Regions from separate parts of the Homo sapiens genome. Here region 2 is linked to region 1. Evidence: read pairs that join two places in POLR2A ChIA-PET (ENCODE). Cell type or tissue: A673. All regions are shown on one strand. Links, peaks and the distances in the headings refer to the core of each region. The heading gives the core; the rest is flanking DNA. Region 1 holds the start of DISC2 (disrupted in schizophrenia 2). Region 2 overlaps DISC1 (DISC1 scaffold protein).

What was found. ChIA-PET counts read pairs that join two places held together with the same protein. Peaks named below come from ENCODE experiments on the same cell type or tissue, not always from the same donor. Only the 100,000 strongest peaks of a DNase experiment are listed, where the experiment ranks them.
Region 2: POLR2A ChIA-PET joins it to region 1 with 9 read pairs; 3 of 35 experiments call an interaction of 5 or more read pairs at or near these places.

Annotation. Positions count from the first base shown.
Region 1 is chr1:231,807,552-231,823,540 of GRCh38, forward strand. It overlaps DISC1 (DISC1 scaffold protein), which reads left to right. Exons shown (of 13, transcript NM_018662.3): 9 at 10,778-10,966. It overlaps TSNAX-DISC1 (TSNAX-DISC1 readthrough (NMD candidate)), which reads left to right. Exons shown (of 16, transcript NR_028393.1): 12 at 10,778-10,966. It overlaps DISC2 (disrupted in schizophrenia 2), which reads right to left and starts at 10,966. Exons shown (of 1, transcript NR_002227.2): 1 at 7,075-10,966. It overlaps LOC105373170 (a long non-coding RNA gene), which reads right to left. Exons shown (of 4, transcript XR_949268.4): 2 at 15,174-15,283; 3 at 1-6,740. In A673, for the core only: no CTCF peak of the experiment used is centred there; no DNase peak of the experiment used is centred there.
Region 2 is chr1:231,934,714-231,950,702 of GRCh38, forward strand. All of the region lies in intron 9 of DISC1 (DISC1 scaffold protein), which reads left to right. All of the region lies in intron 12 of TSNAX-DISC1 (TSNAX-DISC1 readthrough (NMD candidate)), which reads left to right. It overlaps DISC1-IT1 (DISC1 intronic transcript 1), which reads left to right. Exons shown (of 4, transcript NR_126441.1): 2 at 6,215-6,337; 3 at 9,036-9,246; 4 at 10,210-10,492. Among named protein-coding and RNA genes, the nearest start is that of DISC1-IT1, 17 kb to the left of the region's middle. In A673, for the core only: no CTCF peak of the experiment used is centred there; DNase peaks (open chromatin) are centred at 6,188 and 7,218.

The DNA of each region.
Region 1 (15,989 bases), core at 4,610-9,609:
CATACCTCCTTCACTTGTTAAGATTTTCATCTCCTGCCCTGACTTCAGTGGGTACGTCTGGTTTTAAGCCCCGGTCCTCCTTCTCATAGGATCCATCCTCTGTCAGGTGATTGGAGCTGGCTGATGTTCCAGCTTCTGGATGCTGGAAGCCAGCAGCAGCAGCTGCCTGGGTGACAGCCTCACTGTGTGTTGGCAGGCTTCTCACTCACCTTTTTTAATCAATTGGACCTGAAAATCTTGAAGCTAAACAAACACAGCCCTGCTATTTTGGCACAAGATGAAGGCCAGTTTTAAGTGGTCTATAAAAGCTGTGAAAAAAACTTTTAAAAGAGAATTATATCCAGGGCACCCAAGCTGCTTCCAGATGCCAGAGGCAGCCCTGCATTTAATAATATGCTTGCTGGAATCCCTTTAAAATGGTAGATGTTGGCCATCTTTTTCTTTTTTCTTTGCATTCCCAATGGAAGGACTTCCAATGTATGGCCCTGGTATTATTCCCTGTATGTTTTAGAGAAGCTCTAAATTCCTGTAGCCGTCAAACTTGGGTTTTTCACTCAGACTGCATGTTAGGATCATCTGGGGAAATTTAAAAATACTGGTACCCAGGCAGCACCAAATTCCTTCGGTCAGAATCTCTAGGGATTTTTCCTGAATATAGGAACCTTCATAAACAGTTTCCAGGTGGTTTTAATGTCCTGTGAGGGCTGGAACCACCGTACCAGTGAGAGGAGAGCTGGCCTGCCCTGCTCACTGCTGGCAGATGGACTCTTGAGTCACATCTTTGCACACCCAGAAGCTCCAGGCCCACCGTGTACCATGGCTAAGTAGCTGCAACTGCAACCTGGCCTTGGCCTGGAAGCACATCTTGTAGGATCACTGATGTTACTCTCCCCTGGCCTTCCCCTTGTCCTGGAAGATGTGCCTAAGGCTGAGAGACTTCATTGTTTAATTCATCTAGCTGTCTGTTCTGAGAGCCCCCAGCTAAACTGAGGTTCCAGTCCCAGAACAGCTAGCAAACCGCCCTAAGGGGAAATGAAGGGGAGATGGACATGGTATTTACTGCGTGCCTTTCATAGGATGCTGCTTTTACCTGGTAGATGGCCCAATGCCTAGTTGTCTGACCTGTGACCAGGGGCTCCTCGCCTGGGAAACTTGTTTATATGTCTTTGTGGCTCTTGCCTTTCCTGTGTTCAGTTTATGCCCCCCTGCCCATTGCTCTGGCGCTGGGAGCCAAACCTTGTGCTCTCTTGGGCATCCCAGGTAAAACCTGGCCTGGGGCATCCCCTGGTCTTCAGATGGAAGGTGCAAAGGCAATATACACCACAGTAGGAAACAAATTCAAAAAGTGTAATTTACGGATCCTGGGCAGGGAGGGCACAGAGAGTCGGGAGGGCAGTCCTTTGTCCCTGGGCCACTCCAGATAGGAATGAAGCATCATGCAGAGAGAGAGAAACAAGGCACATGGCAACTGGCAGTGTGTATAGGGAGTAGGGTCTGGGCCACTGTAAGTTTTCAGGCAAATGTGTGAATGGCCTGTTTAAAGGAAGCAATGGGGAAGCAGGGAGCCCAGTCTGCTAGTCAGGGGAGATGTCTCTCAGTTTTTATCTCTCGCCACTGGCTTGAGCCATTGGGTGTGGTTTCCTTCTAATGCCTGGGCAGCTGTGTCATTCCCGTTACAGTCACCACATGATTCTAATTGCCTTAGAATTTATAGGAACCAGTTGGCAGCCCAACAAGTGGGCTCCTCTGGCCAGTGAGGGAGCCTGGTGAGGGAATCTTCCCAGGACAGGCAGAGACATCTGCCTGGTTCTTAGATTGGCCATCTTTGGTCTCACCTCAGTTTGGATATATTTTTTTTTTATCTCACCTGCCCCCTTGTTATCTGCTTCCAAGAAGCAAACAGCTCAAATAATTATTTATTTTAAAATAACATAAGAGGATGTCTCTGATACTCCAAAAGCCTTTTTTTTTTGAAAAAAAAAAAAAAAGGATGGTTCTATCCAATTTGGCATTTCATTTATAGAGAATAAAAACTATCTATACCCAAAATGTATTCATTGCACACAATTGTATTTTAATGGCAGCTGGAAATCTTCTCTCCTAACTGATGCTTTTGGGGAAAATAAGAACATTTGGACAATAAACTAGATTTTCTAGATAAACACAAAATGGGTGAATTTCACACATCCAATAATGAAAGTAGTTTTTTCCTTAAATTAGAAACAAGGATTTAAATTTCCGTCTTCTTCTGAATGAATATTTGGCACCCAACCAAGAAATATATATCATTTTAAATTTTCTTGAGGAAATATCCTTTTCTTGCATAATTAATTTAAAGGAAATTAAATTGACCATGTCAATTGTCAAACAAGGAAAAGTAAGAATTTTGCTTATTTGTTATTAATTTTATTTACAATAGTATTTAAAGGTAACTTTGTAAAATAACCCCTAATGATATAATCTAAAATAAAATAGATTGTATTTAAATCACTTTTTTATTATATACCACGAAAAACTACTGAATGATTAAAACATTCTTAAGTGGGTTCTTAACATTGTATGGAACTGGAAAGAGCAGTTCAGATCACAGAGGCATGGGCACTGTGTTCTAAGTGGTCACTGCACTGATTCAGAACAGCAGGGGCTGGCTCTGTACTGGGTGGGTGGGTGCTCAAGGCCAGACCTACACAGTGCTCCTGTGTCTGCAGCTGCAGGGAAGCAGGAGAAACAGTGACGATGGTCCAGGAGAGGCCACCTGACATATGGCAGAAAAACAAAATTCAGGGTACAGACAGTGGCTGGGAGCATCAACTCAATCGCTTTCTTTCTTTACTATTTTCCCTCTTTCTAAAAAAGTCTGTGATTTAGATCAGTGGCTGCAGGAGGGAGACAAGAGACCCAGTAAAGATGTTTTCAAAGATGATGCCTATCTGGTGTGAAAAGAAATGAAGACCTACCCAAAGAGAATAAGCACAAGCTATTATGCAGAGCTTGCTACAGCAAGGGAGTCAGACACCATCATTTGCAATTTGGCAGAGACTCAAAGGTGGGCAGACGAGTGGGAGAGCTTTATAGTGGAAAAAGGCGAAGGCTTCAGGTGTGCCCTGATTGGAGGTTATCAATGCGGGGAAGCTGGAGGCGGCTCACTAGAAGCGAACATCCTGTGTGCTTGGTCAGGGGACCATATTTGGCTTTCTCTGGTGGGTCCTAAGTTGGAATCGGGGACAAAAATTAGGGAAGCCATCAGTTATTAATCCAGTCCTGAACATTTTGAGTCAATTGTTACAGAAGTTATTATTTAGCTTCCTGGATAGTTACTAGAGAGCAATTTGGCTTCCAGCAGGTCTGATTTAGAGCAGGCCAGCTTCCGGGGTTGCTTTTTGTGGGTAAGGGTATTGTTTTCTGGGAAAGTTGCTGCACCTTGTGGATCAGAGTTCCATCTTTTGCTATGGCCTGGCTGTTGTCCGATTGTATATTTAGTCAGTCACCAGGCACCACATTTTCTCAAGCTGTTGGAAAGTTCTGTGTGTCCAGTGTTATCTTCCCCTTGTATTCTATGAAATATATGGCTGTCTGAAATGTTTGATGTGCAAAGCCAGCCATGGGGCTCTGCTCACAGCAAATGCTTTTGGCTATCTCAGGAAGTCATGGTGACTGGAAGAAATGCACAACCCTGACAGAAAATGGCAAATTCTAGCTGAAGGGACCTCCAGGGAGAAGGGGGTTGGGGAGGGGAGCAGTTGGCTGGGGCTTCTTGGCCGCCTCCATTGCCCTTTGGTTCAGCCAGCCCAGGCTCACAGCAGATATCCTTGACCTCGCCAAGGGAAGGCTCTGAAAGACAAAGGTAGATCTTGATCTTGCTTAACTGTGCACTTGAGCTTGCAGTTCCTTGAAAGATCTGGTGTCACGCAAGACAAATTATACAGCAGTCTACTATTTCTGGAGTTTGATCATTCTCAGCACTGGCTTTATTTCTTTTTTTCCACTAAAGAAGTATAGTTCAAATGTGGATAGGTGAAAGTAGATAATCTTAGGAGGATCGTTACAAACTGAAATGTCCATGAGTTCAGGAAAGTGCCATGTGTGTGAGGGGTACCCCAGGTGAGAGGCCTGAGGATTGGGCAGGTGAAAGGGACCATGTGGGCACAGGATTCATCCCCCTCACCATGTGCTTTCTCACTTTAGTGATGATTTCTACCCAGGTGTTGACTAAGTCACTTATTGACATGAGATCAGAAGAAACAAGTTCAAGTTCAGCAATCTCGCATGGGATCTTAGAACTCTGAAACTCTGTGACCTTCACAAGGTTACCTCTGGGTCTAGATTTTTTAACTGGAAATCAAGGACAATCATTAAGAGACTCCCCTTCCTGGATTGTTGGGAAGATTAAATGATACAATCCAAGTAATGAGAGCATTGTAGTCTCTAAAATTGGATTCTCAAATAATGACCTCAGGTGAAGGAAGAACTGTTCAAAATGCCCCAGGTGCTATGAAGTACAGAGGGCAGGTATTTTTTTTAAGGGATGGGGTCTTGCTCTGTTGCTCAGGCTACAGTGCAGTGGTATGATCATGACTCACTGCCACCTCAAGCTCCTGGGCTCAAGTGATCTTCTCACCTCAGCCTCCCAAGTAGCTAGGACTAAAGGTGCATACCACCATGCCTGGCTAATTTTTTAATTTTTTTGTAGAGATGGGGGTCTTGCTATGTTGCCCAGGCTGGTCTCCAACTCCTCAAGCAACCTTCCCATCTTGGCTTGCCAAAGTGCTGGGCTTACAGGTATGAGCCACCACACCTGGCTGATATTTGAATTCAGAGATGCTGAGGATAAGTAATGTTGGAACAGAGTGGGTAAAGTCAGCTTCAGCATAAATTGTGTTTATTTAATTTAAACACAATTTAAATTTTGTGTTTTGGCTATCTCAGGAAGTCATGGTGACTGGAAGAAATGCACAACCCTGACAGAAAATGGCAAATTCTAGCTGAATTTTAAATTGTGTTATTTGCGGAATAAAATATGTGGACAAGTGCTTTAAAAAACCTATGAGAATACCCAGGTTTCATTCCCTTGTTGAAGAGCAGGCGGGCACAGGCATATTGGGATGCCATAGGTGGCATATTCTTCTCCACACACATCCTCCTTGGCATTTAGAAAGGGCCTGTGAAAGTTATGAAGATTCAGGTCACAGATCTCTGATGGGACTTTCTTCAGGTATCAGCATTGACTTTCCAAATTTTCATCACTGAGCTCCTGACCAATTTCAGCAGTCAGAGAGGTCTGCATCAAGCAAGGTCTTGGTCTAAGCCTCATGGGATTAGATCTGAGGTCAAAATGCCTATAAAGTATTGATCAAGGGCATTGTAGCATTTTCTCATGGCTTGGGTCTTGATATGAATGGTCTCTTTGGGAATTCACACTCACTCTGCTCTTTTAAAATGTTCACTTTTATCACTGTGCATTTTCCCAAGCCTTATCCCTCAGGATCAAAGAAAGGGCCTAGGCTTTAATTAATGATCTCTCCTATGTTTTACCAAGGGCACTGGTCTCTCGAGCTTGCAGTGGGTTGCAAGGGATTAGAGGGTGTATTTGCAGCAAAACTTCTGTACCGGCACTCGCTCTGTATATATAGTCTCTTCCAATCTGCTTTTAGAGATCTTTTCTTTCTGACTGTTTGCAGGAGGACATGGCACGCTGTGGCATATTCTGCCTGATGTCTCTGGAGGCATAGTTGGTGCCCATCCCACTTTTTATTAACTCTCTTGGTTGAAAACACAGCCCAGAAGACATGTTGGGACTTCATAAGCACAGCCTAAGGAGGAACATTGGAAGGTACAACATTGTACATGTGGCCACCCTGCCCCAACGCAGTCACACCTCTGTGCTGGTCCTCCTGCGAGCTCCCCAGAGCATGGGGTCCCTTGAGGTTCTTTGTGGCATGCGGTAGGGGGCTCGATCCTCAGCTTCCTTGACTTGGCCATTGTTCAGGATGGAAATTACCGATCCGGGAAAAGTTTTATTTGAGGTTACTGTTTACAGCTTGAAGCTCATGGAAGTGCAGTCTGCTCTCCTGTGGACTTTGTGGGTTTTTCCTAAATGGGTCCAACCCATCAGCTTGGCATTTGGGGCACTATTGTTTTGAAGCAACTTCCTTGTGAGTTTAGTCTCACCTCCTACCCCTTGCCCATTGCTCTCTAACCTGGGTTCCTGTTTCTTCTTTTGGGACTCTTATATTCTTCCCTCCTGAAATCTGCCTCAGTCTCTCCTTCTGGAATAATCTCTCTTCTCCTCTGACCTCTCCTAGTATTTGTTTTTTCTTTGGAAGGCACCTTATCCCCTTTATTTTATGGTAACTTCCTGGAGAGCAGGAGCAGTACTTGTTCTCTTTTGTGCTTGTCATGTTGCTTAAAACACATGAGTGTTTTAAGCAGTGAGAGACAAACACATGAGTCTCAATAGGGTCTTTATCCAATCATGGCATTGGAAACTATGGACTTCAGTGACAGATGTTATGTGCTAGGTTTCAGAATGCCTTTAAGGTGGGAAAACATTTTGTATCATTTTCAACATTTGTATCAGTTTGAAATCTGCCTGCTAAGTAACAATAAAAAAGTTAGCAACATAATTTATGTTTAAAAGGAAGTGTTCTGGGGTGATGTTCGAGTTGGAAACTTGCCCTATGCTTTACTGCATTGTGATCTTCAGCAAGATATTTTAGTTCTCCAGATTTCCGCTTTCCCAGCTGTAAAAGGAGACAACAATATGAATTTCAGTGAACATAAAAAGCACCCATTATTTTATACATTGCAAAGAAAGAAAAATTGCTGTCAATTAAGCAGTAACAGTGCTTTCTATGGTTTAGAATTTTTATCTTATACTTAACTGATATAGCTCTTTTAGATGTATTTAGGCTTTTGAAAAATCACATATCACTCATTAAAAAGGAAAATAAATTGGTTAAGGTTTTCCTTGGCATCTTCTTCTTCATTCTGAGTCTTCCGAAACACATTTGGACTCAATGTTGTCGAGGTTTGTGTTTCCCCACACGTCATCATCCTGTGAACCATTGAAGTTGATGGGAGGCAACTTTTTCTCCCCCAAGAATAAAGAGTTTTCTGTAGGATTGTCTGCCAAACTGCTAACACCTTTCTTCAAGTTTTGAATGCTGGTGCTTTCCCAGTCTTACAAATCCACATCAACACAAGATTTTCAGGCAACAGCCAGTACGCAGATGGTCCTAAAATAGTTTGTACATTGAAACACCAGGGGGTTGCAGATGGTCAGCCAGGCCAGGGAAAATAATCCAGTTATAACCACTGCATCCTGACCACTTCCTGGCTGATGGTGATTGTAGGACACATCCCTGTTTCAGAGATGTTAAAATGTAAAATAATAATAATAATAATAATAATAATAATAATAATAATAATATAAGATATAACCTGTTTCCTAAAGTTGTGATGACATTTAAAGGTGAGAAAGTTTGTAGCTATTATTGTGATTATGGTTACTATAAATTCTGAGAAAACACAGTGGGGTTTTCTAATTAACACTAACTAATTTATGGGACACTCATTAATGTTATATATTTATTTATTGTTCAATGTTCATGCTTAAAAATTTCTTAATTTTTCCTCTTTTTAATTGAGGTATGGTTTATATTCAGTGGAATGCACAGGTCTTAAGTGTTTACAGTTCTTGAATTTTGACACCTGTGTTACGAACAGCCCTACCAAGAGATAGAACAGTCTCATCACTCAAGAAACAACACCCTATCTTGTCCCAGTCATCATCGTCCCTCCTCTGTTCTGATATCTTCTACCATGGATTAATTTTGGCTGTTCTAGAACTTAATGGAATCATGTGGCACTACTCTTTTGCATCTTTTCTAAAGACATGTACATGTTGGCTGGGCGCGGTGGCTCACGCCTGTAATCCCAGCACTTTGGAAGGCTGAGGTGGGTGGATCACGAGGTCAGGAGTTTGAGAACAGTCTGGCCAACATGGTGAAACCCCGGCTCTACTAAAAAATACAAAAATTAACTGGGCGTGGTGGTGGGCACTTGTAATCCTAGCTACTTGGGAGGCTGAGGCAGGAGAATAGTTTCAAACTGGAAGGTGGAGGTTGCAGTGAGCTGAGATCGTACCACTGCACTCCAGCCTGGGCAACAAGAACAAAACTCTGTCTCAAAAAAAAAAAAAAGAAAGAAAGAAAAAGACACATACATGTTGCTGCATGTATGACGAGTTTGTTTCTTTTTATTGCTGAGTAGTCTTTCATTGCATAGCTATAGTATTATTTTTGCATCTTCCTGCTGATGGATATTTAGGTTGCTTCCAGTATGGGGCTGGCTCTCAGGCATAAGACACTGTGACCATTTATTTGAGTGCAAATATTTTTGATGACATGTTTTCATTTCTTTTGTGTAAATGCCTGGAAGTAGAATTGTTGGATTAAAGGGTAGGTATACATTGAACTTTATGAGAAACTGGCAGAACTTTTCTTGAAGGGACCATTTTACATGCGTGAGAGTTCCAGTTGCTCCATACCCTTGTGAATGTTGACATTTTTAGTTGAGTTAATTTGAAACATTTGAGTGGGCTTGTAGTGGAATATTTATGGTTTTAATTTTTCTTTTCTTAATGATTAATGATGTCAAATGTTTTTTCATATGCTTATTAGCCATTTGTGCGTCTACTTTGTAAAATGCCTGTTAAGTCATTTGACCATTTTTCAATGGCACCATTTGTGTTTTAATTGTCAAGTTGTAGTATTCAATTCCTTGTCAGTTAAACATAATGCAATGATTTTCTCCAAGTCTGTGACTTGTCGTCTCATTTTTTAGTTGTGTCTTTTGATGAGAAGTTTTTAATTTTGATAAAGCCCATTTATCCTTTTTAAAATAGTGTTTTCTGTATCTTATCTGAAGTTCTTGCCTACTCCAAAGTCAATCAAATATTCATTTTTTTTTTGTAGAAGCTTTATAGTTTTAACTTTTACATGTAGGCCTGTGATCCACCTTTAATTAAATTTTTGTGTGGTTTGAGGTATGAATCAAGGTTAATATTTTTTCCATGTAGATAGCTAGTTGTTCCAGCACCATTTATTGAAAATACTTTCTTTTCCTCATTGACTTGCTTTGGCACTTTGGTTGGCTGTATATGTGTTAATCCACTCCTGGACTGTTTATTCTATTCCATCGATCTGTTTGTCTATGTATATTCAATGCCATATTACCTTGATTTATAGTGGCTTTAGCATTAGTCTTGAAACCAAGACTCACTTTTTAAGGATTGCTTTGGTCATCCTCCTCCTCCTCTTCCTTCTTCTTCTTTCTTCCTATTCTTCTTCATTCTTCTTCGTCTTCTCCTTCCTTCCCTCCCTCCCTCTTTCACCTCCTCCTCCTCCTTCTTCTTCTTTCTCCCTCTCCTTCTTTGAGGTGGGGACTTGCTATGTTGCCCAGACAAGAGTGTAGTGCCTGTTCAAAAGTGCAATCATAGTGCACTACAGCCTCAAACTCATGGGCTCATTCTTCTAGATTTTATTTGTTTAGATATGAAGTCTCACTCTGTTGCTCAAGCTGGAGTGCAGTGGCAGGATCTCAGCTCGCTGCAACCTACACCTCCTGGGTTTAAGTGATTCTCCTGCCTCAGCCTCTTGAGTAGCTGGGATTACAGGTGCTTACCACTGTGCCAGATTAATTTTTATATTTTTAGTAGAGATAGGGTTTCGCCATGTTGGCCAGGCTGGTCTTGAACACCTGACCTCAAGGGACCCACCACCTCGGCCTCCCAAAATGCTGGGATTACAGGTGTGAGCCACCATGCCCAGCTCACTCTTAGACGTTTTAGAATAAGCACATAAATTTCTACAAAAGAACCTCATAACATTTTGATTGGAATTATATTAAATCAATGAATCAATGTGGGGAAAATTGAAATCTTACCAATATTGAACTTCCAGTGTATGTATACAGTGTATCTTTTAAATTATTTGTCTTTAATTTGTCTCAGCAGTTTTTGAAAAATAGTTTTCACTGTAGAGCTCTTGCACATATTTAAAGAAAGTATCCCTCAGTATTATGAGATTTAAAATATTTTGTAAATTGTATTTTTTAAAAAATCATCTTCTAGTTTTTTGTTATTTAGACATAAGATTGATGTTTGTACATTGACCTTGTATCCTGCAATCTTGCTACATTTAATTTATCATATATTTTTCTCAGTGCTTTACAGAATTTCTTGTTTATTCTTGTAACTACCTATGAGTCAGGTGTTATTGCAATTATATTTTATAAGAAATTTGCCCCAGATGTGCTAATTTTCTTGCTCCAGGTCACACAGTTTGAGTAACAGGGGAGGAATTTAATTTAGGTCAACTCTGATTATATGGCCCAGTCCCCTTCCACACTGCTATAATATGTCATCTCTTTGACATTTGTATATTATTGGAATGGAGTGACACATTGTGGTTTCTCTGGATTCCACTGGGACATTTTTGGGTCATCATACTTTACGGGAGATGGCTTCACCAATGGAACTCCTAAAATGGACATAACAAGAATAAGGTGATAAAAAAGACGGTGATTTTTCCAGTTTAAGGAGAGCAATATTTTTCCAGGTTCTTTCCCCAGAGGACTGCTAAGGAAATTGTACATAATCTCAAAGTGCAGTTTCTTTGCCCATGCTGTGAATGTACATTAGCTGCTGCTAGATCTTCCATGTGTGTGGATGCTGTAAAGCTTGTTTTCCCTTCTTCTCTCCCACAACGTGCTGTAGGAAACCATTTCTGGACGGCTAAAGACCTCACCGAGGAGATTAGATCATTAACATCAGAGAGAGAAGGGCTGGAGGGACTCCTCAGCAAGCTGTTGGTGTTGAGTTCCAGGAATGTCAAAAAGCTGGGAAGTGTTAAAGAAGATTACAACAGACTGAGAAGAGAAGTGGAGCACCAGGAGACTGCCTATGGTAGGTAGTGCACAACTGTTCCCCGGCAAGATATTGATGATATTTGTTGTGTTTTGTGGCCAGGCAGAATGTTCTGTGCCTTATGTGAACGTCACTGTGAAGAGCGTCATGGAGCACATGGCCCTTTTCCTTGGGGACATTTTTGGCAGGTGCCTTGGCAAACCGAATGGAATTACTTGTCAGCTTTTGTTTTCATATTCACATGTGACATCTTTTCTTTTTCTGTTCCCTGTCTCAACCTGTGTTTGCTAATAGCCTTGTTATTATTTAGAGCAGTCTCTCCCTTGGCAAGGTCTTGAGCATTTTCTTTGTGTGACAATTATCTTCCTTTTGTCCCTTGGCTCCGTCTCCTTGTCTGCACAATCATAGACTAAATCAGGCTGATCTGAGAAAATTGAGGGAAGACCATAAAGTGGCTCTTCTATGTGTGGACTTTTCTGAGAGCTTCTTTCCCCAGGAAGGATGATGTAGAAGATGTGAATGCCGCCTTAGCCAAAGTGTCTGCTTGTCAGAGGAGTTCAAGTGTTCCTGTGTTCTTTCCTTTTCCAGTCGTTAGGAGTAACTGAGCTTACTCTGAGATTTGCACCCAGAGGGATGGTCTCAGAAGACGCTGGTTCAGTGCAAATTGAGATGGTAAAAACTTATTTCTTAAAAAATGGTTCCTAAATAAATGTCATTTACTAAAACAAATGAAAGAAATATATATATGAATAAATGGCTATATTTTACAAAGTATGCTTATTTAAGAAGAAATAAGAAAAAACGGGGCTGATAGGAACCAGATTTGAAATAGGGCTTTTGTAAATACTCCGTAAATTGAAGTAAATGAAGAGTAGTATTTATAAGCTAGATTGAGAAATATAAAATCAGCTAGCTGAAGTTAAGTGCATCAATTTGGGATGAATAAATTTTCTTTTAAAATGTCTATCAATTTGTGTAGAGAGAGGTTTCTTCATAGAGATATTAGAATCAAAGAGTATGTTCAGTAGTTATTCTGTCTTCTTTGTAATGAATACCCTTAAGTTGGCTTAACAGCTCAGTACTTATCTTTTTTTCTTTTCATTCTTAAAGGTCAAGCCTTGTTTTTGCCGTATATGTAACTAGAGACAGTACGTTTGAGGCTAAATAACTGTAGTACTAGGGAATGACAACACGCTCACCCAAGACACCGCAGCCTGGTTTACTCTGTCATGATAGGAATGAGGATTGTACATTTGAAATAGGTTTCTGCTATTGATTTTTTAAATGTATAAACGATGGAAACTACGGAATTTCTCATGTTTTCACCACATAGTTTTTTGTCATAAAATGAAGAATATATTATATCCAAGAATGAAGAGGAAGTGAACAAATTTGAGCAAATTTAGTCCAGCAATATTTTCATTTGAATAGTTGAGCCCCTGAAAGCCATTAATATCTCTTTTTAAAAAAAGAACCATGCAGTATTTTTGAATCTCATCATCGTCACTTCACTAAGTATTTTCACAATGATGAATAAAACATAAACAAATGGAATGAGAGATTGTTACCATGGATGATTCTAAATTGCAGATGGCTCATTACTGTTGTGAAGCCTCTCTTTATGTTTTTACACTTGGATTTTGCTGGATCAGCCACCCTTTCCCTATACATTGATTTACACGTGCTTAATTTTTTTTAACCAATTTGAGGTGAGTTGGCTTTAGGTGAACCAAATTAATAATCTAGGGTTGAGAGTGTGGGAAACAAATAAATAATGAATTCCTGAATACATTGAAGCTTTTATTTATTAAAATGTGATAAAACTGGGGCAAAGTCCATATTCAGCTTTTTTTGTGTTTTGAGGGTTAAAAATTCAGAGGGAGCTCTGTGTTCAAGTTTAAATGTAGAGAAAGTACAAAGGAGAGTGTACTTATGCACATACACATATGCATGCATGTACCATGACTCTTTTTAGCCTTAGAGAATGAAACCATTTAAGAAATGAGCAATATGTAGTATTCTTAAAAAAAGATTTTGATTTCCAACAATAGTTGTGGAATGCAGCGTTCAGGGGAAAAAGGCAACTCATGGATGATCAAGCCACCCTGCTTGTCAGGAACCCAGACTCTTCTATCTTGTTCTTCTCTGCCCCACAACATGTGCCATTCAGTCCAACCTGGCTGACCCAGCCACATGCATGTCCAAGTCCAGTCAGAAAAAAAACAAAGAAGGAAGAGAGCTCATCTATCCCCTTTAAGTACGCTTTTAGAAATCTGCACACATCTCTGCTACGGCCACATCCCTGTGACCTTAACCTTGTTATATGGTAACAGCTACTTGCAAGAGGGGCTGGGAGCTGTCCTTACCCTGGGCAGCAATGTGCCCCACTAAAGTGATGAATTCTGTTTCCATAGCAAAAGGGGAGATTTGCAGTCTTAGGGAACAATTAGCAGTGTCTCTCGTACAGAGACCTTTTAATGATGTGAAGTGTATCTCTAATGATGCACCTGAGATGAATTTGCTGCATGCATCACTTAAAATATCATTGTATCTTGTGTCTCTGGCTAGATTGTGAGTCCACCGAGGTCAGAACATTGTTCTTAGGTTTCACTGTACTGCTTTGGTGTCCAGCATGATGTCTTTTAAAATAGTAAATATACTATACCATCAATATTTGTTCATTTACTGGGGCCAGATGTTAAAATGACACATGAATGAGTCCTCTCTTCCTGCATTTTAGATTGCAGATCTGGACCTTGAATCTTCTGCTTCTTTATTCATTTTCCAAATTAATGAGGGTAGTGATAAGTTTGTCTTTCTTGGAAGGTGCTTGAGTTGTCTGAGTTGGATATTCAGTTTGGAGTGTCAGTAATAGAACAATACGGTGATAGAAAAGGAACTGAAATATGCCAAGGTACTCAAGGGCAAAGGGAGACAGACCTCATCACCGAATCCATTGGCTTTTGTTGCCAAGACACAATCTCTATAAAGAGATGATAAAGAAGTGTGCTTTAACTCCTGTCAGCTGTTCTTGAGACTTCAGGATAACACATTTGAATTCGGAGCAATGTTAAGTGCAGTGAAATAGAAGGAAAAGCTAAATCTATCTTCCAAGCCTTGAATATTTATGGAAATTAACTATAAACATTTAATTATTGTGGATTCCAATGTGTGTGTTTATTTAAAGAAGGGTGGAATGAAAAAAATCAGCAACTTTTACAGTTTGCTACATCTGCTTTTTTTTTTTTTTTTGAGACAGAGTTTTGCTCTTGTCACCCAGGCTGGAGTGTAATGGTGCGATCTCTGCTCACTGCAACCTCCGTCTCCCAGGTTCAAGCGATTCTCCTGCCTCAGCCTCCCAGGTAGCTGGGATTATAGGCCAGCTAATTTTTATATTTTTTTAGTAGTGACGGGGTTTCACCATGTTGGCCAGGCTGGTCTCAAACTCCTGACCTCAGGTGATCCACCTGCTTAGGCCTCCCAAAGTGCTGGAATTACAAGCGTGAGCCACCGCGCCCGGCCTACAACTGCTTTTCAAGTTAAAAGGACAGCCCTCAGATTTACGCAGCAGTTTTTCACCATCCCTTGTGTATAAATTGGTAATCTGTATTGTACTTTATTAATATTGTTGATTTCGCACTGTAACTCAGCTATAAAGGAAACCGACGTCAAGGGGAGAGATTTAATCACAGAATAATCAGGACTAGAATTTTAAATAGGACATCATTAGCATGTTAATGAATTTTCCCACCTTATGCCAGCTGCCTGAGTAGAAAAGATACTGCAGATGTAGCTCAAAAATCTGGCTGGTTCCCTGGCCCAGTGAGCTGTCAGGAATCTGTGTAGGGTGATCCATAAGCTAAGTGAAGGGATTCTAAGTGAGAATACCAAGCAGCAAGATTTTGTTTTTCTGAGAACGATGGCTAACTGTGCCCAGCCTAAACTCATTTGTCTTTCGGTGAGTAAGAGGGGAATGGGAGGCAGAGAAGGGGCAGTTGAAGGGCAATGAGGTTGGAGTAGAGGCACCTTTCCAATTATGGTTTGGGATTAGGACCTTTTGCTTTAGATAGAAAAGTTGTAAGTTCGCAATGACAAGATCCTGCCCTAATTCTTGGCACAGTCTCACAATTTTTGAGCTTGAAATAGCTAATGAAAGGAAGCATGAGTGTCTTAGTCCATCTGCGTTGCTATAGAGGAATACCTGAGGCTGGGTCATTTATAAAGAAAAGGGAATTCTTTGGCTCACAGTTTTGCAGGCTGTCTAAGAAGCATAGTGCCAACATCTGCTTCTGGTGAGGGCCTCAGGCTGCTTCCACTCATGGCAGAAGATGAAGGGGAGCTGGCCTAGGCAGATCACTGGTGAGAGAGGAAGCAAAAAGAGAGAGAAGGGACATGACACACTCTTTTTAACAACCAGCTCTCCCAGAAACTAATAGAGTGAGAACTCACTCATTGATGACCAAGCTATTCTTGAGGGATCTGCCCCCAGACCCAGACACCTCCCATTAGGCTCTACCTTCAACATTGGGGGTCAAATTTCAACATAAGGTTTGGAGGTCAAAGAAAAGAAACTATAGCAGTGACAGATTATACTGAGATATCGGTTTAACTCTGAAGTTCCCAGATGCAGCTACTTGCAGAATTTCACTTCACACCTATTAAGAAAAGTCTTTTAGTTTAGAAATCCTGTGAGTTACAAGTTCTGCATATATAGGCAGTAATTCTTTTTTCCATATATGTCAGATATATGTAGAAGAAACTGATGAAAAAGTAGAACAAAAGAATAAAATCTATGGGTCTCTTTTATTGGCAGGGAGAGGGAGGAAATGGAGAGCCGGGACAATACATACAACAAAGATAAAAACAATAAAATTAGCAAACAACAATAAAATTTAAAAACAAAGACAGAAGAAAATGCCAATGTCAAGTGTTAATTATTTGGTTGAGAATATGATGTGATAATGAACTTCCTAGAAGTCACAGCAAAGAAGACAGTTGAAGCATCATCCTTCTTCCTCAAAAGCACCTTGAAAAGCACAGAGCTTTTTGGGAATTCAGAGTG
Region 2 (15,989 bases), core at 4,592-9,591, 130 kb after region 1:
GCATATTCTTTATTTTGATCAGGTGGACAAATTGTTCCATTTCATAGTTACACCCTGACTTCCATTTCTGAAGAGATAACCCAAAGGTTACTGGTGGTGATGGAGGGCATCCCAGTCCTCCCCTCATTTGAGGGGCAGAGCTTAATTCTGGATTGTGCTTCCTCCACTGGAGTTGATTTAGAGAGCGGTTTGGTGAAAACCGAAGAAAGGGTTTATCTCAGAGCCTCCTGCTCTTGTTTGAACACGCTGCAGGGATTAACTTGTGGTTGGGACTGAGCCAGAGAGATAAATGACATAGCCCTTGTGTGCTCACATTCAGAGGGAGCTCTTGCCAAATGGGACAACGAAGGATTGTGTTAAAGAGATTTCTGAACATCTTAATACAGCAGGATGATACAGTCTGCTCTCTGGACTTTCTGGGGAGCACTGAGCCAAGCCTCAGAGGACTGTGGCATGTCGTGAGTGTTTAATATGCAAGTGACATCTAACAGGGGAAAACAAGACATTTGGAAACACCATTGGGTGGGGTGGGTCCCCCGCATTTTTCAGCACGGATTTTTTCCAACAATCTCATATATACAAAGGAAGTAAATTCACAAAAGATTGGGTGTTGGGGGCGTGGGGCGTGGTGAGGAAGGAGGAAAGCACTAAATTTTATTAGAGTGCTTCTCAAAATTGAGAGACTGAAATTTCCAAAGCAGGAAAGATTACACTGAAAGTTGGGAATGTCTTACAAATGTACATATTGTCCTCTACGCGTGATATAAAATTGTTCAGCAATAGATATTTCAGGAAACGTAATCAGTGTAAACCCTTTGATGAGGAAAGCCATGCAAACATTTTTAAACAATTGCATCCTTATGTAATCCTGGTGTTAAGGGGTGGGCTTAAAAAGCCAATTCGGTGAGTAGAGGGACTCGTACCTTATACAGGGTTTGGCGTCTAAAGCTAACACCTAAGGCATAAATTAAGCACATTTACAATTGCCCTTGAAAATTCCTTAAGTTGCCCATAAAGTACACAAGGTTTTGTGTGTTTGGGTCTTTTCAGTAATATAAATGTGGACGTGCACAATGGACAACACTTAATAGAACACACATGCAAAATAGAATTTTCCAGAATTTTTATTGCACAAAACATTCACATAGAGTGCACCTGGTTGAACGTATGGAAGTTACATGCGCATGTGGTATGACTGCAGTTGTGGATAGACCTTTTTACTGCGTCCTCCTCTCTAGCACCTAAGTGGTTCCTGTATTCTTCCCAACGTAATTAAACTGCAGGAGGAAACTGGCCATTCCAGGTTTAGACAGCTGCCCCTTTGAAAGAGAGGAAAGTGTGTCCATGCTGGGGAGAGGCAGCTGCAGGAAACGTCCTGAGCTTGTGAAAGTCTGACCCCAGGAACCACCCTGAGCTGACCTCCCAACATTCTGGTTCCTACTCCTCAGGCTCAGACCCTGGTTGGTTCACGGCCCTGGGGTCATCTACACCTCTTTGGCCTTGACCTTGGACATTCGGCCCAGCCACCTTCCACTCCACTTTTTTTTCTCATAGATTCACCGTTTTCATCCTGCCCATATTCTCCCAGCATCCAGCCAATACCTAGTTTTCCCAGCATCTAGCCCCAGTTCCTAGTTCTGCTGCCCCTGCTCTAGGCTGGTCAGTTATATAGCGTTGCTTCCCTGCAGGTGAGGTGGCATGTGACAGGGTAGGGTAGGTCTGACACCCCTGCACTCTCTCTACCCACACCGTGAAAAATAGTGAGACAACAGCATTGCATTCTTCATTTTGAAAGAGGTTTGAATGTTTTTATTTGTGGAAGGTAGATGTCATGAAGAGTTGCATAATTAAACTAGTACAGAGGAAAAACTGGCAGAGAAGTGAGTTGCAGGGCTAGGTTTACATACAGGATGACAAACCTGTCTCTAAAGATCCCGGGAACTGTTGTCACATGGTGACAGCTTATGATGGTGGCTGAGGACACTGCTCTTTACCTTTGTGTCTCTTGTCTCGTCTCTGAATCTCAATACCTGTAATTAAGAAGGAGCCCATAGGAGTTTTATCCATCTTATTTTCAGATATTTAAGCAGAATAAATATATTTTCACAATCCTTTGAAACTCTCTTCCTTCTTAAACCTTAATGAGATTCCAAGGTAGCAACAAAGGCCTTTCTGATATTACCTGTACAATCAAAAACTGAGCTTGAACTTCCTATAATTTCTTCTTTTTGGTCAAAGGAGTCACCCTCCAACTGACATATTTATAACATGTCCCTGTGATAACGAGAAACTACTCACTTATCTCTGAGTCTCATGACAGAAAGAGTATCAGAAAAAAAGATACTACAATCCTTCAAACACACAGCAGTGTGAGACAAAAATTACACTCTAATCTGCAGTTGAACAGGTTCTGTCTTCCATTAAACCTGTATCCCCATTTTATTATATAGTTGAGCCAGTTATATATGACTCACTGGGAAAGTGCATTTTATGATCTTGTTAGAAGAAATGGTTTCTCTGGGATCCTTTTAAGCCAATAATTTTATACCTAGCTCCTCCTAAATATCTAGGACATTAACTTATTAGCCATTCCGGTGTCAAGCCTAATGCTTTTTAAATACTTAAAACAAATACCAGGAAACTGTGGGGGTTGGAGAATAGATTTTCCATAGGCATTTAGTGCTTTCAGAGATCAGGGGGATCGATCTCAGGGGATTTAGTAGGAAAAGACTTGATTCTCTGCTTCCTCTGCACACAGAGCTTTCATTTTATGCAACAGGAGGGACAGCATGCATGTGGGATAAAGCCAGGCTGATTATTTCAAAACCAGGCTCACATCTATTTGACTGACAAGGTCCTGGCCCCCGGCCAGGGTTACAGCACCGGAACATGGTCTCTTCTCTGCGGCTCTGCTGGCTGGGCCTGTGTGGAGGCGGGTGGATGGGGGGATGTCCAGGCTGCAGCTGACAGGGCACTTGGAGATCTCAGAAGGCAGTGGAGGCTTGGGGACTGAAGGGGACCCGGCTTCGATGGGGTGGGGAAGCACAGCAGCTTGGTAGGAAATGACCTGAAAGAGGGATTCCTAAACATGCATGTATGTTTGCGTGTGTGCATGAAAGCAGCTGTAGATCACAACTAATCTTTTTTTTTTTTAATTGCAAATCCCACTCAATTCTTCAAGCTTTCTTGGCAGCATCTGATCCAGTTGATGGCTTTGGAAACACTTCATTCTTCATTGGCTTCTATAGACATCTCCTCCCGGGGGTTCTTGGCTTCCCTGACCACTCCATCTCTGTTCTCTTTACTGGTCCTTCCTTCTCATCCGTCATTTTAAGGTTTTGTTCTTTTGGTTCTGTCCCCAGCTGGGTTTTCTTTTCCCTCCACATGCCTGATGTGGTAGGCAGAATAATGACCCTCCCAAGGATGTCCATGCCCTTATCCCCAGAACCCGGTGAAGATGGATGTTACAAGGCTAAAGGGATTTTGCAGAAGTGAGGAAGGTTATGGATCCCAAGGTGGGGAGAGCATCCTGGTTTATCCAGATGGGCCCAATCTAATCACATGAGCCCGTACAAGTGGAAGACTTTCTCAGGCTGGGCACAGGAGGAGCCATGAGGCAGAGGGAGTGACAGTGAGGTTTGAAGTGTGAGAAGTGCTGGATGACATGCCACTGCAGGCTTTGGAGGTGAAGGGGGGCCCATGAGGCAGGGCAAGTGGGCAGCCTCTGAAGCTGACAGCACACAAGAAGAGGAGGACCTCAGCCTAGGGCCACAGGAAACTGGATTCTGCCAACAACCTGACCAAGTTCAGAAATGTCTTGAATCCCAGAGCCTCCAGAAGAGAACATAGCCCTGCGTTCACCATGGTTTCAACCTGTGAGACTGAGCAGAGAGCCAGCCGAGTCCTTCTGTGTTGGACCTCTGACCTACAGAACCATGAAACCAATCATTCGTGTTGTTTTAATCTGCTAAATGTGTGGCAATGCAGTACCACAGCGATAAAACCAATCCACCCACCACCAATGGTCTTATGATTCTAATAGCTTCAATTAATCCTATAAACTGACAGCCGGTCCCTATTCCCCATTCTGCTGAATCCCAAAGCCTCACGACTTTCTTCTGTTAGGCAACTCTGCTTGGCTGTGTTAAAAACACATCTAACCCTACATGTTAGAAACTCTGCCAGCTGACAAAACCAGAAACCTTGAGTCAGTCTGGATTCTTTCCTCTCTGTTTTATTCATTGTGTAATCTCAACTCCATCAGGTCTTGGTTGAAATGTCAGCATCTCAAATGGGTCGCCTCCGACCACCCAATTTAAGATGACAGCCCCCCTCCTACACGTAATCGTCCTTTATGCTTATCAGCATCAGTGTATTGTATGTTTACTTACCACTTTGCTTATTATTAGCTGTCTTCCCTCTTGGAATGTCAGCACATATGTGTTTTATTGTATTAATTCTATTTAATAAGTAGTAATAGAGTGGTTTCCAAGTGTCAGGAACTGCTCTAAGCATTTTTACAAATATCCACTTATTTAATGCTGTTTTTTCACCGTCATAGCTCTAGCTGTTAGAATAGTGCCTGGCATGTAGTAGTTGCTCAATAAGTAGTTGTTGAGCGAATAAATGAATAAATGAATGACTCCAGCCTAACACGAAGTCCTGTCAATTCTATTTCCTAAATACCTTTCCTAACAACCCACCTTTCTCCATCTGTAATGAACTAAGAAAGTGGCCGTATCATTCTCCTTTGTAGGGCCCTTGAATGGCTTCCCTTTGTTTGTGGGAGAAAATCCACACTCCTGCAGGGATTCACACACGTTTCTTGTCATGCCCTCAGTTTTCTGCCTCCATCTTTATTTCTCAAAACTCCCCTCTCATCCTCTCTTGCCTTCCTTACATGCTAATCTTCAATCAGCCCGGACATTCAGTTTCCCTAATATGTCCCATCCTCCCTCTTCTTCCAAGCCCCTGAGTATGAGCTCCTTACCATTGGCATTCCTTCCTACTACCTGCCCTGTTCTCTGCTTATTCTATTTTTTTTTTTGAGATGGAGTCTTGCTCTGTCACCTAGGCTGGAGTGCAGTGGCGCGATCTCAGCTCACCGCAACCTCCGCCTCCCAGGTTCAAGCAATTCTCCTGCCTCAGCCTCCCAAGTAGCTGGAATCACAGGCACGTGCCACTGTGCCTGGCTAATTTTTGTATTTTTAGTAGAGATGGGGTTTCACCATGTTGGCCAGGCTGGTCTCAAACTCATGACCTCAGGTGATCCACCCACTTCAGCCTTCCAATGTGCTGGGATTACAGGTATGGGCCACCATGCCTGGGTTTCTCCGCTTATTCTTAATATTTTAACTCAGCTGTTTCCCTCCTCCATGACAGGACACCTCCCTCACCTCCACCTCCACTGAGAAAGTGCCTTTCCTGGTGCTCACTGCTATTCTATCTTGTCCTCTGTCCTTCCCCTCTCTCTGTGTGTGGTAAAGACTGCTTTCCCTGTGCAATTCTCTCACCAGTTTGCACGGTTCTTGAGGCCATGAGCTGGAGAGTACGATCCACTTGGGCATCAAGTGCACCAGCTGGCACCTAGCAGGGACTCAGCACATACCTGCCGAGTGAGTGAATTGGTTTCCCATGGCTTGGTGAGCCCCGGCCAGGCACTCTCCCGAGCCAAGGGGGACACTTGTTCTGCCAGTGTTGATTTGCAGGCGCAATTATATGTGTAAATGCATTTTCACTGTTCTGCCTTAGGACCCAATTTTTGAAAATTAGATTTTAAATGTCGTATTCTCCTCACTTACATCTTATGCTTCCCGACATTCAGCACATAATTTAAAATGAAAGGCATAGAAAATTGGACTCATTTAGTTTACTCCACTTGAAATCCATGTGAGTCTATTTTTAAATTCTCCTAGACCCTGTGCTCTTTTAGGGTGTATTTGAGAGGAAGGAAGGGGGTGGGGGAGAAAGGAAAGAAGACACTCATTGTAAGCTGTTAGAGATGCTGCGTGTTATTGCACTTTGTTTTAATACATGCAGTTTTCACATTAGCATTACCCCAAATACAATTTCTAAAGCCAAAGACTGAAATTGAGACTCTGCCTTCAACATTTGCTGCTCCATGACGTTCTTGATTGCAATGAGAGGCTGGCTGTGGCCAGCTTGCGGGTGCATCACAGCAGGGAGCTTTAACATTCTTTCCTCTGCTTTCCAGCTGACATGTTCCTCCGGCTCTGCCACACCCATCAGATGGCAGGTGGGGAGCAGATTAAGACATGGGCATTCGCAGGGTGCACAGAACGCTGGCTTACAAACACCTCCTCTCATAGGCATGCAGGTGAACAGATGGGTGGGTGGGAGGTTCCCCTTCACCCACAGTCCTGAATCTGAGTTCTTGGGTTAGGATTTGGTATGGCAGCCTTCACATTGCACAGATATCCCTACATTGGGCTGCTCTGCATGCCTGCAATGAGAGTTTTTGGGCTTCTTGCAGGCAGGAGGTGCTGAGTATTCACACCAAAGCTTGGACATATAAGACACCAGTGACCCCTATTCTGCTAATTCATAACACTCAGCCGGCTCCCACATTCCCACTGCCTGTGCCCATCCCCGAGAGGCTTTCCTACCTTCCTTTTTCTGCTTTATAAAGCAACAGTGAGATTCCAGGAGCAAGGCCAGCAAAGCGAGGTAGGAGAGCTCATAGATAATCCAACAAACGTGTATGGAGAGCCCACCATGGGGTGCTCTCCCCATGAAACTTCAATTTTTTTTTTTTTTTTAGATGGAGTCTTGCTCTGTCACCAGGCTGGAGTGCAGTGGCGCAATCTCAGCTCACTGCAACCTCTGCCTCCTGGGTTCAAGCGATTCTCCTGCCTCAGCCTCCCGAGTAGCTGGGACTACAGGTGCACGCCACCATGCCCAGCTAATTTTTGTATTTTTAGTAGAGATGGGGTTTCACCATGTTGGCCAGGATGGTCTCGATCTCTTGACCTCGTGATCTGCCTGCCTCAGCCTCCCAAAGTGCTGGGATTACAGGCGTGAGCCACCGCGCCTGGTCTGAAACTCGAATTCTAATGGGAAAGACAAAAATAAAAAACAAAAAATATATAATTGTTAAAAGGACTGCAGAGGCACCAGTAAAGGATCAGAGAGCAAATTATCAGGGTGGCAGCCAGCCAAGAACTGTAGGGGAAAGTGCCCTCAAAGGCGGGAACATTTAAGACAAGGCTTAAAGGATAAGCAAGCTGCCCCCACAGGGAGGGAGCAGAGCGTGCCAGACAGAGGATGGGGAAAGAGCTCCTGCAGTGGAGATGAGAAAACCAGACGTGTGATCTGGGGGCCGGGGGACGAGGTAACCAGGGGATGAGGGAAAGAGGGAAAAAACAAGCAAGGCTGACCATGCCCCACCTGAAGGTTTTGGGAAGGATTTGGATTTTATTCAAGATCCAGGGAAAGCCAGTGCAGGTATCAAGCAGGTTTTTCTGGGATCTACTTCCAGGAAGAAGGACAAGTATAAAAAGGTGCAGGGGAGGTGTAGGCTCCTCCCCTAAGAGGGAACCTGCTGGGTGGCCCTGTAGAAGACAGCAGTCATAGTTTCCATCAGAGCTGTGCATTCAACCTTCTCTATTTCCCAGCTGTGCTGCATGGAAACAGAAAATGGCATGGCCAGGCCAGGGGCAGTGGCTCCCGCCTGTAATCCCAGCACTTTGGGAGGCCAAGGCGGGCAGATTTACTTGAGGTCAAGAGTTTGAGACCACCGTGGCTAATATGGTGAAACCCCGTCTCTACTAAAAATACAAAAATTAGCCTGGCGTGGTGTCACATGCCTGTAGTCCCAGCTACTCAGAAGGCCCATGCAGGAGAATTGCTTGGACCTGGGAGGCAGAGGTTGCAGCGAGCCGAGATTGCACCACTGCACTCCAGCCTGGGCAACAGAGTGAGACTGTCTCAAAAATAAAATAAAGTAAAATAAATAAAAAAGAAAAAAAAGAAAACGCCATGGCCAGAGGCGCCACATTTTAGCTTCAGGAAACTGTGTTGAATACTCTGAGTTGTACCAGCAGGGACACTCCCAGCCGCCCATAGGTCCTTGTGCTGAGCACCGGGCATTGCCTCCTTCCTGCTTCTACCAGGAAAATTGCTGTCTGGGAGCCTTATAACACAGACTGCTGGGGTTTGTGGGAGATCAAGGATTATGTTCCCTGTGGACTAGTTTGAAAAGGTTGAAATTCAGCCCCTTCATAATGTCATGCTCGTAGCTAAGAAGGCTTGCCTTTTTCTCTTCCTTTGTCCATTTTAGAATTAACTGTGGATATCGGTAAAAGCAGCCTCACCACTAATACATGTGGGGCTGGGGCCGTGATACAGCCCAAGGCCCCTATACTATATATCTGCATATTTTCAGAGATAAATCAGTCTAGTAAATGGCTAAATATAGCATGTTCTATTGTCCTACCTTGATGCTTTAAAATGTATTATTCAGGCATGATGAGGCCAACAGATCAGGAGACAGCTGCCATTGAAAAGAGTTTGTTACTCACAGTTCCCAAGGGCTGGGACATGCCATGCTATGCCAGGCCACATGGCGATGCACCAGCATTGGTGAGGAGGTAGAGAGAGTGAGGGGGAAGATGTGGGCAAGAGTATTGCGGTTTCTGTGAGAAGGAATGGGAAAGGCAAGACAACCAGGCTTGGGATTAGCTAGTTTGAATAACTTCCGTGGACTCTGGAGTATAGGGGGTGTCCCTAGTTATCTGATGCCAGGGGCAAAGGATAGTAGCCCAGCATGTGAGACCCTAGTACAGGAGGTGGTTGGGGGTGTGGGTTCTGGATTTCTTGGTTATCCTAGCAAGGGTGTGCTCACAGGTTAGTTGTTTACTCTTTCTAGGAATGACCCTGGGAGGAGCAGTCCCTCTAGAGTCAGCAAGGCCCCAAGATGTCAAAGCATCATAAAATACTGAAAATGAAAAAGAACATGATTGTTGACGAAGAACATGACTTGACAATATGACTTTTTTTTTTTTTTTTTGAGACAGGGTCTCGCTGTGTCACAGAAGCTGGAATGCAGTGATGCAATCTTGGCTCACTGCAACCTCCACGTCCTGGGTTCAAGCTATTCTCCTACCTCAGCTTCCTGAGTAGCTGGGACTATGGACATGTGCCACTACAGCTGGATAATTTTTGTATTTTTAGTAGAGATGGGGTTTCAGCATGTTGACCAGGCTGGTGTTGAACTCCTGACCTCAGGTAATCCACCTGCTTCGGCCTCCCAAAGTCCTGGGATTATAGGCATGAACCACCACACCCAGCCACAAATATGACTTCTTAATGATTAATGATTAGGAGACCAGGTATGAGTTTAGAATGCTTGAATTCCTTGGACTCTATATCAGAAAGCAGAGGTGCCAGAGCACTGGTCCACTGAACCCAGCCTCCAGCTCTATTTTTCTGCACATCTCTGTTTTCCCTCACCATGACTGTCTTGCAGATTTGTGCACAGACACTCCAGCATGTGTGTCTGAGTTTTGTCTACCTGCTCTGTGGTGGGGGCTTGGATGCACTGCCCAGATCCTTCTTCTGGAAGGAAGGGTCAGGTTTCTGCAGCTACTCCCAGCTGTCAGCCTTTCAGGTTTGTGGGGGCTAAAGAAAATGGCCTTGTCCAAAGTTGCATCTGGATCTGGTATCCAATCAATGCAGAGGCATAAAAGCCTTGTCCCTTGTGCTAACTCGGAAGAAGGGCTCCTTGGCTTCAGAGCTCCCTGTGGGTTGGCTGGGGCATTTGTCAGATATGCTTTGCAGCTCCGTGCAATCCTGCCTCTTCTCTGCACTTTCACAGGTGGTAAGCAGAAGAGACTCCCTAATAAGCATCCAGGGTGTTAAACTCTACCTCAGGGTCAGCTTCCTGGGGAAGCCCACCCACCACAGTCCCTTTCCACTCACTTTCCTTCCACATACCCTTAACGCAGCAAGCCCCCTGCACCCTCAGGCCTAGGAAAGCACAGACTGGCCATACTGTGCACACTCAGAAGCCTAAGCTGGCAAAGAGGCTTGCTTGAGTTTAAGAAGCGGAAGTTACAATCCTAATCTCTGATAAAATAGACTTTAAACCAACAAAGATCAAAAGAGACAAAGAAGGGCATTACATAATGGTAAAGGGATCAATGCAGCAAGAAGAGCTAACTCTCCTAAATATATCTGCACCCAATACAGGAGCACCCAGATTCAAAAAGCAAGTTCTTAGAGACCTACAAAGCGGCTTAGACTCCCACACAATAATAGTGGGAGATTTTAACACCCCACTGTCAATATTAGAAAGATCAACGAGACAGAAAATTAACAAGGATATTCAGGACTTGAACTCAGCTCTGGACTAAGCGGACCTAATAGACATCTACAGAGCTCTCCACCCCATCACAAACTTAATCCATCACATAAATACCAAATACATTCTTCTCAGCACCTCATCACACTTATTCTAAAATTGACCACATAATTGGAAGTTAAACACTCCTCAGCAAATGCAAAAGAATGGAAATCATAACAAATAGTCTCTCAGACCACAGTGCAATCAAATTAGAACTCAAGATTAAGGAACTCACTCAAAACCTCACAACTACATGGAAACTGAACAGCCTGCTCCTGAATGACTCCTGGGTACATAATGAAATGAAGGCAGAAATAAAGATGTTCTTTGAAACCAATGAGAACAAAGACACAACAAAGCAGAATCTCTGGGACACATTTAAAACAGTGTGTAGAGGGAAATTTATAGCACTAAATGTCCACAGGAGAAAGCAGGAGAGATCTAAAATTGACACCCTAGCATCAAAATTAAAAGAACTAGAGAAGCAAGAGGAAACAAATTCAAAATCTAGCCGAAGACAAGAAATAACTAAGATGAGAGCAGAACTGAAGGAGATAGAGACAAGAAAAACCTTTCAAAAAATCAATGAATCCAGGAGCTGGTTTTTTGAAAAGATCAACAAGACAGATAGACCACTAGCCAGACTAATAAAGAAGAATAGAGAGAAGAATCAAAGAGACGCAATAAAAAATGATAAAGGGGATATCACCACCTATCCCACAGAAATACAAACTACCATCAGAGAATACTATAAACACCTCTATGCAAATGAACTAGAAAATCTGGAAGAAATGGATAAATTCTTGGACACGTATACCCTCCCGTCTAAACCAGGAAGGAGTGGAATCCCTGAATAAACTAATAACAAGTTATGAAATTGAGGCAGCAATTAATAGCCTACCAACCAAAAAAAGTCCAGGACCAGATGGATTCACAGCCGAATTCTACCAGAGGTACAAAGAGGAGCTGGTACCATTCCTTCTGAAATGATTCCAAACAAGAGAAAAAGAGGGAATCCTCCCTAACTCATTTTATGAGGCCAGCATCATCCTGATACCAAAACCTGGCAGAGACACCACAAAAAAAGAAAATTTCAGGCCAATATTTCTGATGAACATAGATGTGAAAATCCTCAATAAAATACTGGCAAACCGAATCCAGCAGCACATCAAAAAGCTTATCCACCACAATCAAGTCAGCTTCATCCCTGGGTTGCAAGGCTGTTTCAACATATGCAAATCAATAAACATAATCCATCACATAATCAGAACCAATGACAAAAAACACATTATTATCTCAATAGGTGCAGAAAAGGCCTTCGACAAAATTCAACACCCCTTCATGCTAAAAACTCTCAATAAACTAGGTATCGATGGAATGTATCTCAAAATAATAAGAGCTTTTTATGACAAACCCACAGCCAATATTATACTGAATGGGCAAAAACTGAAAGCATTCCCTTTGAAAACCAACACAAGACAAGGATGCCCTCTCTCACCACTCCTATTCAACATAGTATTGGAAGTTCTGGCCAGGGCAATCAGGCAAGAGAAAGAAATAAAATGTATTCAAGTAGGAAGAGAGGAAGTCAAATTGTCTCTGTTTGCAGATGACATGATTGTATATTAAAAAAACTCCGTAGTCTGAGCCCAAAATCTTCTTAAGCTGAAAAGCAACTTCAGCAAAGTTGCTGTTATCAATGTGCAAAAATCACAAGCATTCCCATACACCAATAACAGACAAACAGAGACCCAAATCCTGAATGAACTCCCTTTCATAATTGCTACAAAGAGAATAAAATACCTAGGAATACAACTTACAAGGGTTGTGAAGGACCTCTTCAAGGAAAACTACAAACCACTGCTCAAGGAAATAAGAGAGGACCAAACAAATGGAAAAACATTCCATGCTCATGGATAGGAAGAAGCAATATCATCAAAGTCACCATACTGCCCAAAGTAATTTATAGATTCAATGCTATCCCCATCAAGCTACCACTGACTTTCTTCACAGAATTGGAAAAAACTATTTTAAAGTTCATACAGAACCAAAGAAAGAGCCCACATAGCCAAGACAATCCTGGGCAAGAAGAATGAAGCTGGAAGCATCACGCTACTTGACTTCAAACTATACTACAAGCTTACAGTAACCAAAACAGCATGGTACTGGTACCAAAACAGATATATAGACCAATGGAGCAGAACAGGGGCCTCAGAAATAACACCACCCATCTACAACCATCTGATCTTTGACAAACCTGACACAAACAAGCAATGGGGAAAAGATTCCCTATTTAACAAATGGTGTTGGGAAAACTAACCAGCCATATTCAGAAAACTGAAACTGGACCCCTTCCTTACACCTTGTACAGAAATCAACTCAAGATGGATCAGAGACTTAAACGTAAGACCTAGGACCATAAAAATCCTAGAAGAAAACCTGGGCAATACCATTCAGGACATAGGCGTGGGCAAAGACTTCATGTCTAAAACACCAAAAGCAATGGCAACAAAAGCCAAAATTGACAAATGGGATCTAATTAAACTAAAGAGCTTCTGCACAGCAAAAGAAATTATCATCAGCATGAACAGGCAACCTACAGAATGGGGGAAAATTTTTGCAATCTATCCATCTGACAAAGGGCTAATATTCAGAATCTACAAAGAACTTAAACAAATTTACCAGTAAAAAACAAATAGCCCCATCAAAAAGTGGGCAAAGGATATGAACAGACACTTCTCAAAAGAAGACATTTATGTAACAAACAGACGTATAAAAAAATGCTCATCATCACTGGTCACTAGAAAAATGCAAATCAAAACCACAATGAGATACCATCTCATGCCAGTTAGAATTGCGATCATTAAAAAGTCAGGAAACAACAGATGCTGGAGAGGGAGTGGGGAAATAGGGATGCTTTTACACTGTTGGTGGGAGTGTAAATTAATTCAACCATTGTGGAAGACAGTGTAGCGATTCCTCAAGGATCTAGAACTAGAAATACCATTTGACCCAGCAATCCCATATACCCAAAGGATCATTGTACTATAATCATTCTATGATAAAGACACATGCACACTTATGTTTATTGTGGCACTATTCACAATAGCAAAGACTTGGAACCAACCCAAATGTCCATTAATAATAGACTGGATAAAGAAAATGTGGCACATATACACCATGGAATACTATGCAGCCATAAAAAAGGATAAGTTCATGTCCTTTGCAGGGAGATGGATGAAGCTCGAAACCACCATTCTCCGCAAACTATCACAAGAACAGAAAACCAAACACCACATGTTCTCACTCATAAGTGGGAGCTGAATAATGGGAACACATGGACATAGGGAGGGGAACATCACACACCGGGGCCTGTCGGGTGGTGGGGGGCTCGGGAAGGGATAGCTTTTGGAGAAATATCTGATGTAGGTGACCGGTTGTTGGGTGCAGCAAAACACCGTGGCACGTGTATATCTATGTAACAAAACTGCATGTTCTGCACATGTACCCTAGAACTTAAAGTATAATTAAAAAAAAAAGAAGTGCTCCCAGGGACATTTGGGCAGGAAATTCCCGTGTTCTGGGTACCAAGAACACAAACCAGAATTGAAGGGGCAAATCTTTTGGCCATGTGACTGCCTCACCATGCAGAGGGGCATTCTGGAGGAATCTGGAAGTGAGGGTTCTCTATCATGATGCCCAGGGCAGGGGCCCCTCTTGGGCAGGTCCAAGGGCTATTCTAGATTGAAGCAGATATTCAATCATTTGTATTTTTCCTGTGTTAATTTTTTTTTTTTTTTTTTTTTTTTTGAGACAGAGTCTCAACTCTGTTGCCCAGGCTGGAGTGCAGTGGTGCGATCTCGGCTCACTGCAACCTCCGCCTCCTGGGTTCAAGCGATTCTCCTGCCTCAGCCTTCTGAGTAGCTGGCATTACAGGTGCGTGCCACCACGCCCAGCTAATTTTTGTATTTTTAGTAGAGACGGGGTTTCACCATGTTAGCCATGATGGTCTCGATCTTCTGACCTCGTGTTCCACCTGCCTCGGCCTCACAAAGTGCTGGGATTACAGGCGTGAGCCACCGTGCCCGGCCTTCCTGTGTTAATTTTTTACACATACTTGTTCATCACCCATGTATCTATCACCTGCATATTAAAGGAGAGGAGACCTCTGTGTGTGTCTTACTAGCCGGGGCACGTTGTCTTAGCATCTTTGGCCTCTAATGAGACTATGTTTATAAGCAAAAGGTGCCCAGTCAGGCATAGTGAGGCCACTTGGGGGTGAGGGCCGGTGCCTGGATGTGGACAGCATGTGTGTGTTTTGAGGTGGGAGTAAGGCCTGGAGTGATGAATGGAACTTTATAGCCAACAAAAGGCTTTCCTCAAATGGGAAGTTGTTCTGACCTCACTTTGTGCCTCTGCTTGGCCAATTTGGCCTTTTTCCTGCCAAATCCATTTGGCATAAGGAGCAGGCAGTATTTGGGCTGGCTGCTTGGGAACTTTGTAAGACAGTTGAGGAGGGCACCTCCAGCCTGGAAAACACTGCGTAGTCCGGATCTGGCTGCCTTACGGGGGCGCCATCCTTGGCCACTGAGCACAAACTACGTCTTCCTGCTAGTGTCCCAGCAGCTCTCCCAACAGCAACAGCTCAGACCACCCATCAGACCCACAAGCTCGTGTGTCTTTTAACAGTTGCATATGAAAAGCCTCTGCTTTAGAGGGAAAAGTAAATTCTTTCCTTTTGCGAAATTCCCTCAGTGAAATTCATAAATTATGTTTCATCACAACTGGGCAACAATATTGTGTATTTGTAAAAACAGAGCCTTTGGCATAAAACCCAAGTGGGTCTGAATTTTTTATTTACTCCTTGAAATAACTTCTCCCAGCCCCAGTCTCCTTATCCTCAAAAGGGATTTAGAGAGTTATTGTGAGAATTAAACAAAATAATGATGCACATGGAGCATCCTGCCAGCACTCAGTGTGAGCTCACTTTTCCTAGCTTAAGAAGATCAAGTGTGGATTGGGGCTTGTTTTAAACACAAGTTGTTTAAGAAGATAGTATTCCACTTTTAAAACAAAGTCCCAAATTTTCTTCCTTCTTCTGTCTATAAAAAAGAATGAAAAAAAATTCTGTGTGTGTGTGTGTGTGTGTGTGTGTGTGTGTGTGTGTGTGTGATGCCCATATTTCAGGGAAATAACAGGAGAAAGAATCAAAGAATGAGACTGCATATTCTCAGTTGCATACTACTAGGTAAGACAGTAAATAGGCATTCTAAGCAATTTAAAAAATACTGTAAATTAATCTCCAGGTCACAACTCTTTCAGTTATATGCGCCAGAAAGCAAGAAAGCAAACCCAAATATGCCTGCTGCTGTCAGCAGGGATTGCTGAGAAAAGTTAGCCTGTCTTTCCATTTAGAAAAAGCATTTGACAAAGGCACGTGAGTGGGAGGCTGTGAAGTGAACCTGCTTGGAACTGATAGTGTTAGCTTTTTACTGACCTGCTTTCCATACCGCAAGCATTTGGTTTTTCTTTTGTCATTGACTTGTGCGGATTTATTAGACTGTGTGCTTCAAGGGTGTCAGGAGATTGCATGTAGGAGCAGGTCTGAACTGGGAAAGTGAGAATT